Regions from separate parts of the Homo sapiens genome. Here region 1 is linked to region 2. Evidence: chromatin contacts called from ENCODE Hi-C or POLR2A ChIA-PET data. All regions are on one chromosome and are shown on one strand. The core of a region is the stretch at or near the end of the contact, and the rest is flanking DNA. Distances in the headings are between cores, read along the strand shown. Region 1 has its middle 120 kb from the start of BTC. Region 2 holds the start of AREG (amphiregulin).

The links. A loop is a pair of places that touch in the nucleus more often than their neighbours do. ChIA-PET counts read pairs that join two places held with the same protein, here RNA polymerase II (POLR2A). Pooled maps may share reads with other maps.
Region 1: a loop to region 2 is called in a map of PC-9, with 9 times the contacts of the local background. The contact joins the enhancer-like site here to the promoter of AREG in region 2. A Hi-C loop is called at or near these places in 13 of 168 maps with a recorded cell type or tissue (Caco-2, Calu3, HCT116 and 8 more) and 13 of 50 pooled maps. POLR2A ChIA-PET finds 5 or more read pairs at or near these places in 5 of 52 experiments (Caco-2, HCT116, MCF 10A and 2 more).

The regions. Positions count from the first base shown.
Region 1 is chr4:74,669,315-74,673,095 of GRCh38, forward strand. No RefSeq gene overlaps it. Among named protein-coding and RNA genes, the nearest start is that of BTC, 120 kb to the right of the region's middle. Within about 2 kb of position 1,942, at least 2 of the 41 ENCODE cell types and tissues checked have a DNase peak (open chromatin) inside an H3K27ac peak, as active enhancers do; they include HCT116 and PC-3, where a contact is called at or near this core.
Region 2 is chr4:74,443,361-74,446,837 of GRCh38, forward strand. AREG (amphiregulin) reads left to right here and starts at 1,776. Exons shown (of 6, transcript NM_001657.4): 1 at 1,776-2,046; 2 at 3,174-3,422. The coding sequence starts at 1,986. RefSeq lists a silencer at 3,043-3,243.

The DNA of each region.
Region 1 (3,781 bases), core at 692-3,191, 230 kb after region 2:
AGTAGCTCTTAAGAGCTTTGCTTTCCATGCTAAGGAGCTTGGATGTGATCCTGGAGGAGATGGAATTTAAATAGGGAAGCTGTGTGATTATATGTACTGGAGATGAATGAGATCAAAGCCAGAGTGATCGGTTAGGAGTCTCATAGAATAGTGAAAGCAGGTGAGAAACTAATCTACGACAGTATCAGAAGGGATAAAGCTTACACATATTTAAGAGAAAAAGATAAATAGGCCTTGCATAAAAGACATGCTCAAAAAGTCTCTATTTCAAACAAAAAAATTCATGGACCAACAATACAGTGCTGGCTGTTGAATACCCCTCTGACTTCAATCACTTTCAGATTCACCTCATCTTCAGGAGAAGCAAAGAAATGTAAATGTTTATTGGTGTTTTATTAATAATTGTTTCACTAATCTAGTTGACAAAGGATGGTTCCTACAATTCCACTTTTATTACAAACCTCATGCACAATAAATCCCCAGTGTTTCCTACAGGAGGGTTCTAGCCTTTACTGAGTTCACCAAGCCCGTGAGCTAGATATTATTGTTGCCCCGTCACAGATTAAAAATCTGAAGATCAGAGAGGTTTGGTAACTTGGGCAAGGTCACACAGTGACTATGTGACAAAACTACAATTAGGAGTCAAATTCATGTGACCTCAAATGGTAAAACTTTCCACCACAAGATATTACTGTAGTATGGTAAAAGACATTGATTCTCAACACCATCTTGATATCAAAATTACTACGGGATTTTTTTTTTTTAAGCAGAAATGTTTAGGTCCCATCTCAGATTTCCCAAGTCAGGATTTCCTGGGGAAGAACAGTGGCAACAACGCTTTTCAAAACATCCCTGAAAAGTTCTAATGTGTAGGCTGAGTTGGGGAGCCTACTTCGTGGAGGTAAGAACGAAGTTCTGCCTACATTGGAAAGTTAAATGAAATGAAGGAATCCACACTCCTCCTCATCAGTTGGGAGGGTGATGGATCATACTTCCATCCAGTCCTTATATTCGTCCATATAAAAAGACCCTACAGTATTAGAAACAATGAGCTACAGCAGAGTGGGCAGAATTAAATCTCATACCTTTCATTCCTTGTAACCTGAGAAGTAAATATGGTGCATAGTGCTCCAATATCTCCCAACTCAAATCTGAATTGATAGATGGGAAAGGAAGTCAGAGTTTCAAGGAGAAGTACAGAAAAGAAATAGATTCTTTCTTGGGCCTTTCCAGAAGATGCTACAATAATTTTATTGTAATTCTCTGATTAATTTCCTCTACATCAAGGATCTCAACTAAAAACTATAAATTGATAGTCAAGATTTTTCCCTTCCCTCTACCCAGCTTCCTCTGACTAACTCCTGCTCATTCTCAACAAATCAATTTAAAGGCAGCCTTACCTGACTCTCACACTCTTCTATAAGTCCTCTCTTATGTTCTCCCACAGTGTCCTGTGTCTACCACTATTACAGCCTTAAGTGCTAGGTAGTGCAATCATTGCATGTATTATCTGTCTCTGTCTAGACTTTAAGGTTCCCGAGGGCAAAGAGTTTCTTAGTTCACTTTATATCTGTAAAATCTAACACAGAGCCTACCACAGAATATGTGCTCAGTAAATACTTCTGAAATGAATGAATATATGAAGAAAGGAAGAAATGAAAAAAGAAAGAGGTGGTGAGAAGGGAAGGAGAGAAAGGAAGAAGGAAGGAAATTGGCAATGTCCTTTGGAGATTACTGTCAATACAACTTCTCTCCAACCTCAATGGCTGAAAGATAAATAGTGTGATATGAAATAACTATTTCAATGGTAAAAATAAAGAAGAAATGGGCAGATATATTATCTCAGATCAAGATGATTGTAACAAAGTTGAAATTTCCTATAAGGTTTCTTCTATTACTGCATATGAATTACCTTCTATTCCACCTAAATAGCCTATTTACAGACACGGATGGGTAAGAAAGGGCAACGATGCCCCCCAGAGGCTAAAGGCAGGAGCTTGGAAAGCAGCCATCATTTATTTACTATTGGCAGAGAGCTCAAGGATATCTATGGAGGGGGTGACTAAAATAAAGGGCAGTTTCCTGCATAAAATGGTAATTTGAAGGCTGAGGGCAGAGGGTAAAAAACAAAGTGGTGTACCAGAGGCTATTTTTTTTCACATTATTATTTGCTTCTGGGGCACAAAATGCAGTTTAGTAACATAAAAATATAGTCTCAGTGATTTGCAAGTGAGTAGCACCACCAGAGATATTACAGAAATCTGAATTAAATTAAATTAAAATATTCCTCATAGGTTACATTAACACCTGTAGTATTTAATCCCAATATTGGAAATCCAGTAGATGTATTGGATAAATCCCAAATCTACATCTACAAAATTATTTACTCCTCATAGATGAGGACTGGGTTTTCTATTGCTGAATCCTCATTGGCTTCTGAGGACCTGGCACTGAGTAGATGATAAACAAGTGTGTACTGAACAAATGCATGCATGTGCCCATATGTTTTAAGATGATTATATGCATTTGCTTGGCTGACAGTTAAAATGCTTCAGCTGACTAATGTGCTTCCATGACTTCTTGATTGGGCCACTATATGCTGAGCCTTCTGTTCTAAGCATTAATGTTTATTGTGCTTTCTTATTAGGAAATTAAAACAGCAAAACAGTATTAACAATAATTAGCCTTGGAAATAAGAGTAAGCCCACACACAATATAGTGCTTACTAACAGCCCATAATAACGACAGGACTCATCAAAAATAACTACCCCATTAAGTTGAAAGTATAATTGTCAAAAGAAACACTATCTCTTCATTGGCCAGGCATTAGTGAGCCAATGGATTTCAGGGGTAGCATTCACATTTAGAGGCTATTCCAATGTTTCACTGCCTCAAATCTCCTCTGACCCAACCTTCACTCCCTTCAGCTCAGCACATGCCCTTAACATTTACTTCACTAAAAAAAAGCAGGCCATTGAGAATTTCACCTCCTCACTGTGTCCTAAAAATGCCCTGAGTCTGATTCTTTTCTTTCCCTTGCCGACTCTGTCTCAGAAGAAAGTGGGCTCTCCTCACCTTTCGGCGCTGCAGATCGCATTCTCCTACAACCTCCTACCAAGAAACTAAAGCTCTCACACAGCTCCATCCCTGTAACTAATTCCAGCTCTTCCTCTGGCTCTATTGGTTTATTCCCCAACACCACCTATGATTGTTCCCCAACACCACCTATGATTGTTCCAACACCGCCTATGATTGTTCCATCTTTAAAGTTTCTTCCTTGACCCCTTTTCCTTATCCAGTTCTCTCCTCTCTTTCTCAAACTTTCCAGAAGAGAGGCTAATGCAAAAGTATCCTCTTCCACCCTTCCCAGTCGCTCCTTAGTTCACTACATCTGTGTCTTGTACCCAACATTTTATCAGAACTACAATGATAAACTATAATAAGAATTATTGCCAAGGATTTCCAGATCAGTGGTCCAGTGGACTGGTTGTTATGCATTTATCTTTCTGGACTCCACCCTCCACATCCACCACCATTCCCTCTCTTCCTCCTAGCAGTACAACACTCAAAAAAGGTGCATCACACAATCTCCCTTCATTATTCTACTTGGAGCTCCTGGACAAAGTGACTCCACCTTGTATATTGAACACATTTCTGGTTTTGTATTTTTCAAATTATATTCTAATGAATATGCTTATACTTCTGTCTTCCTTTTCAGATTTTGAGCTTCTTGCAAGCAGAAAAAATATCAGAATCATCTGCCTCACAAGTGTCTGGCACA
Region 2 (3,477 bases), core at 526-3,025:
AAGGCCTTTGAGGGGCCTCTTCATCTTTCCACAGAGCTTTCCATTAAACAGAGGCAAAATTAAACCATGTCCTTTTTTTCCATGGCACTCTGAACCCTTCTCATCATGTGATCTATTAGAATTACTTATCTATGTATCTGGCCCACACCACTGAGCTCCTGGTGAACCTATACTGCTCCCCTTCATAAAATATAAAGCAGGTGGCTCACACAAAATACACTCTCAACAAATGTGGAATAGAAGGCATGATTCATGATTATTTCATTCTACTAAATGCATGATATTATTTGGACTACGCACTGTGATATACCATTAAAAATAAGTGATTTTTAAAAAAAAATTTCCAGAATTAGGACAGATGCACTGTGACTCACGTTATTATTATTATTATTATTATTATTATTATTATTATTATTATTTTGAGTCGGAGTCTTGCTCTATCACCCATGATGGAGTACAGTGGCATGACCTTGGCTCACTGCAACGTCTGCCTCCCGGGTTCAAGGGAGTCTCCTGCCTCAGCCCACCCGAGTAGCTGGGACTACAGGCGCGCGCCATCACGCCCAGCTAATTTCCTTTGTATTTTTAGTAAAGATGGGGTTTTGCCATCTTGGCCAGGCTGCTCTCGAACTCCTGACCTCAGGTGATCCACCCGCCTCGGCTTCCCAAAGTGCTGGGATTACAGGCATGAGCCACTGCGCCTGGCCTGACCTACATTCTTAAAAGGGCTGTGTTACTGAAACAATCAGGAAAGAATCATATCTCCAGGTGAAGGAAAATGAACAATGCTTTTTCTCTTCCTCAAGTCAAGAAAAATCCAGTTCTTTAGTTGACAGTACATCCAAGTTAGTCAAATTAAGTAGCTTCCTGTCTCCGCTTCATTTTATCTACTTGTCATGATTAAATATCCTACTAGGTTGTAAGTGGGCCCTCAACGCTGACCTTTTTATCTTGGGATTTGAGAGGCACAGTCTAGAGCACTACTCTTCACCTAAATGCCAGTATGCCACCAGTAGAAATTATCCTTTAGGCTAAATATTGTTCTTCCCAGAAACCCTCTTTTCAAGGATCAGTTTAAACCTAAATTCATCAGAGAGGAAAACAGCAGATTTCAGAGTCAGATGAAGAATTCATATCCACCTGGCTTTGAACATTATCGGCTGTGAGATGGTGTAGGTAAAATTTTAAGTGCATAATTTGGCAATAATAAATCATCAATAAATATTAATGTTGATGAGGCCCCTGGGCCACATAAAGAAATAGGGAGTGAGGGGATTTGAAATTCTGGCCACTTCACAGAAATGGGTGGGAAGGGGCTCTTGATTGAGATAGAAGCCCATCCTACATGAAGCAATTCCTCATTGAGTTCTCTCGTCCTTTATCCTTGTTGGAAACATCAGGCAAAGTCACTCTTGGTCTTAAAGTACTTTTACATCTAAATACGGAACTCTTCTATTTAATCCCTGTCTGTTGTAGATGTTAAGTATACAAAGAGGTTGTCAGAGTTTGAAACATCTGGACTTCTGTCAGGTACTAGCTCCGGAACTCCAGTCCTGCTCGCCCTCAAAAACGGCTTGCAGCTAGAGGTTTAAGTTCCACTTCCTCTCAGCGAATCCTTACGCACGAGGGAGGCGGGGCGTGTGTCCTCCGCGCGTGGTTTTCGGGTAGCACCTTCTGGGGCGCCGCCTGCCTCCACCCACGGCCGGGCCTTGACGTCATGGGCTGCGGCCCCCTCCCGGCTGAGCCTATAAAGCGGCAGGTGCGCGCCGCCCTACAGACGTTCGCACACCTGGGTGCCAGCGCCCCAGAGGTCCCGGGACAGCCCGAGGCGCCGCGCCCGCCGCCCCGAGCTCCCCAAGCCTTCGAGAGCGGCGCACACTCCCGGTCTCCACTCGCTCTTCCAACACCCGCTCGTTTTGGCGGCAGCTCGTGTCCCAGAGACCGAGTTGCCCCAGAGACCGAGACGCCGCCGCTGCGAAGGACCAATGAGAGCCCCGCTGCTACCGCCGGCGCCGGTGGTGCTGTCGCTCTTGATACTCGGCTCAGGTGAGGATTCACCGGCGCTGAACTGCTGGGCTCTCCTCCCATGGCAGGTTTTGCCTCTTGAGTTTGGCTCTTGCTTCTCTAAAAATCGCCCTTTAGTTCCCCCGACCCTGCGCCGCAGGAGGTGATCACTGTAGCTCCCTCCCTAGGAGGAAAAGAGAAGGGCAGATGTCTCAAACGTCCAGGACAAGGTGTCCCAGAGAATCGCTGTACTTTTTCTTTAGTTCAGCTGAGAAGACGGGAGAGATCATTTGAACCTAACCCTTCGTTTCACAGATTAAAAGATTAAAAAGACCAAGATCTAGAGAGGTGAAGTGATTTCCGCAGATATTGGACCCAGCAGTGTTTGCTGCCTCCTGCCTAATTCTCCATCTCTGTCTAGTGATTTCTTCTTTACCTTCCTAGAGGGACTTAGAGTATCCCGGCGAGAGGTTAAAAGCACCACTCTGATGCTGTTTTATTGAGACCTAAGAAAAAGCAAGATAAAGCAGTGGCTTAACTCTGGGCCCCAAATCTTACTTAGTACTCAGTTTATTGTCTATGTAGTAATAATAATAATGATAATGAAAAATGACAATAATAATCGATATAATTAACCACTGTTTATATTATTTTAAAAGATTATCTTTTAAAAATATCTTTTAAAAATATGAACACATCTTTTAAAAATATGAACACATCTTTTAAAAATATCTTTTAAAAATATGAACACATCTGAAGAAAATCTGATATTTGTATCTAAAACCTACCGAAATAGGCCAGGATGGCATTCTAGCAAAAAAAGAAATGCATTTGGAATGTGAAGTGATGGGAATTTTTAGACATTACCCATCAAGTAATTGTATTAGATTAATTTGCCAATTTGGCGGGATTTTTTTGATGTGGAAATTAATGTGGATTATCTGTGGAAAAGAAAAACTTCAGAAAAGCACTTCTGTAATTGGGACAGCTGAATTTGCTTGCTGGCAAAAATGTAAAGTTTCTTTCATAGAAATGACTCAATCACAAACAATAGCACATGTGCAATAACTGCTTTGATGTCAAAAGATAAACTTTTCTACCTAACACAGCTGACTCGAAAGGCACCCTACTTTACCTTTTCTTTTCTTCCTTTATTCCCTCCCCTGCAGGCCATTATGCTGCTGGATTGGACCTCAATGACACCTACTCTGGGAAGCGTGAACCATTTTCTGGGGACCACAGTGCTGATGGATTTGAGGTTACCTCAAGAAGTGAGATGTCTTCAGGGAGTGAGATTTCCCCTGTGAGTGAAATGCCTTCTAGTAGTGAACCGTCCTCGGGAGCCGACTATGACTACTCAGAAGAGTATGATAACGAACCACAAATACCTGGCTATATTGTCGATGATTCAGTCAGAGGTGAGTAGGGGATAAAGCAAAAATATGGCCTGTGAGATGTGGGTTTATATGAGCA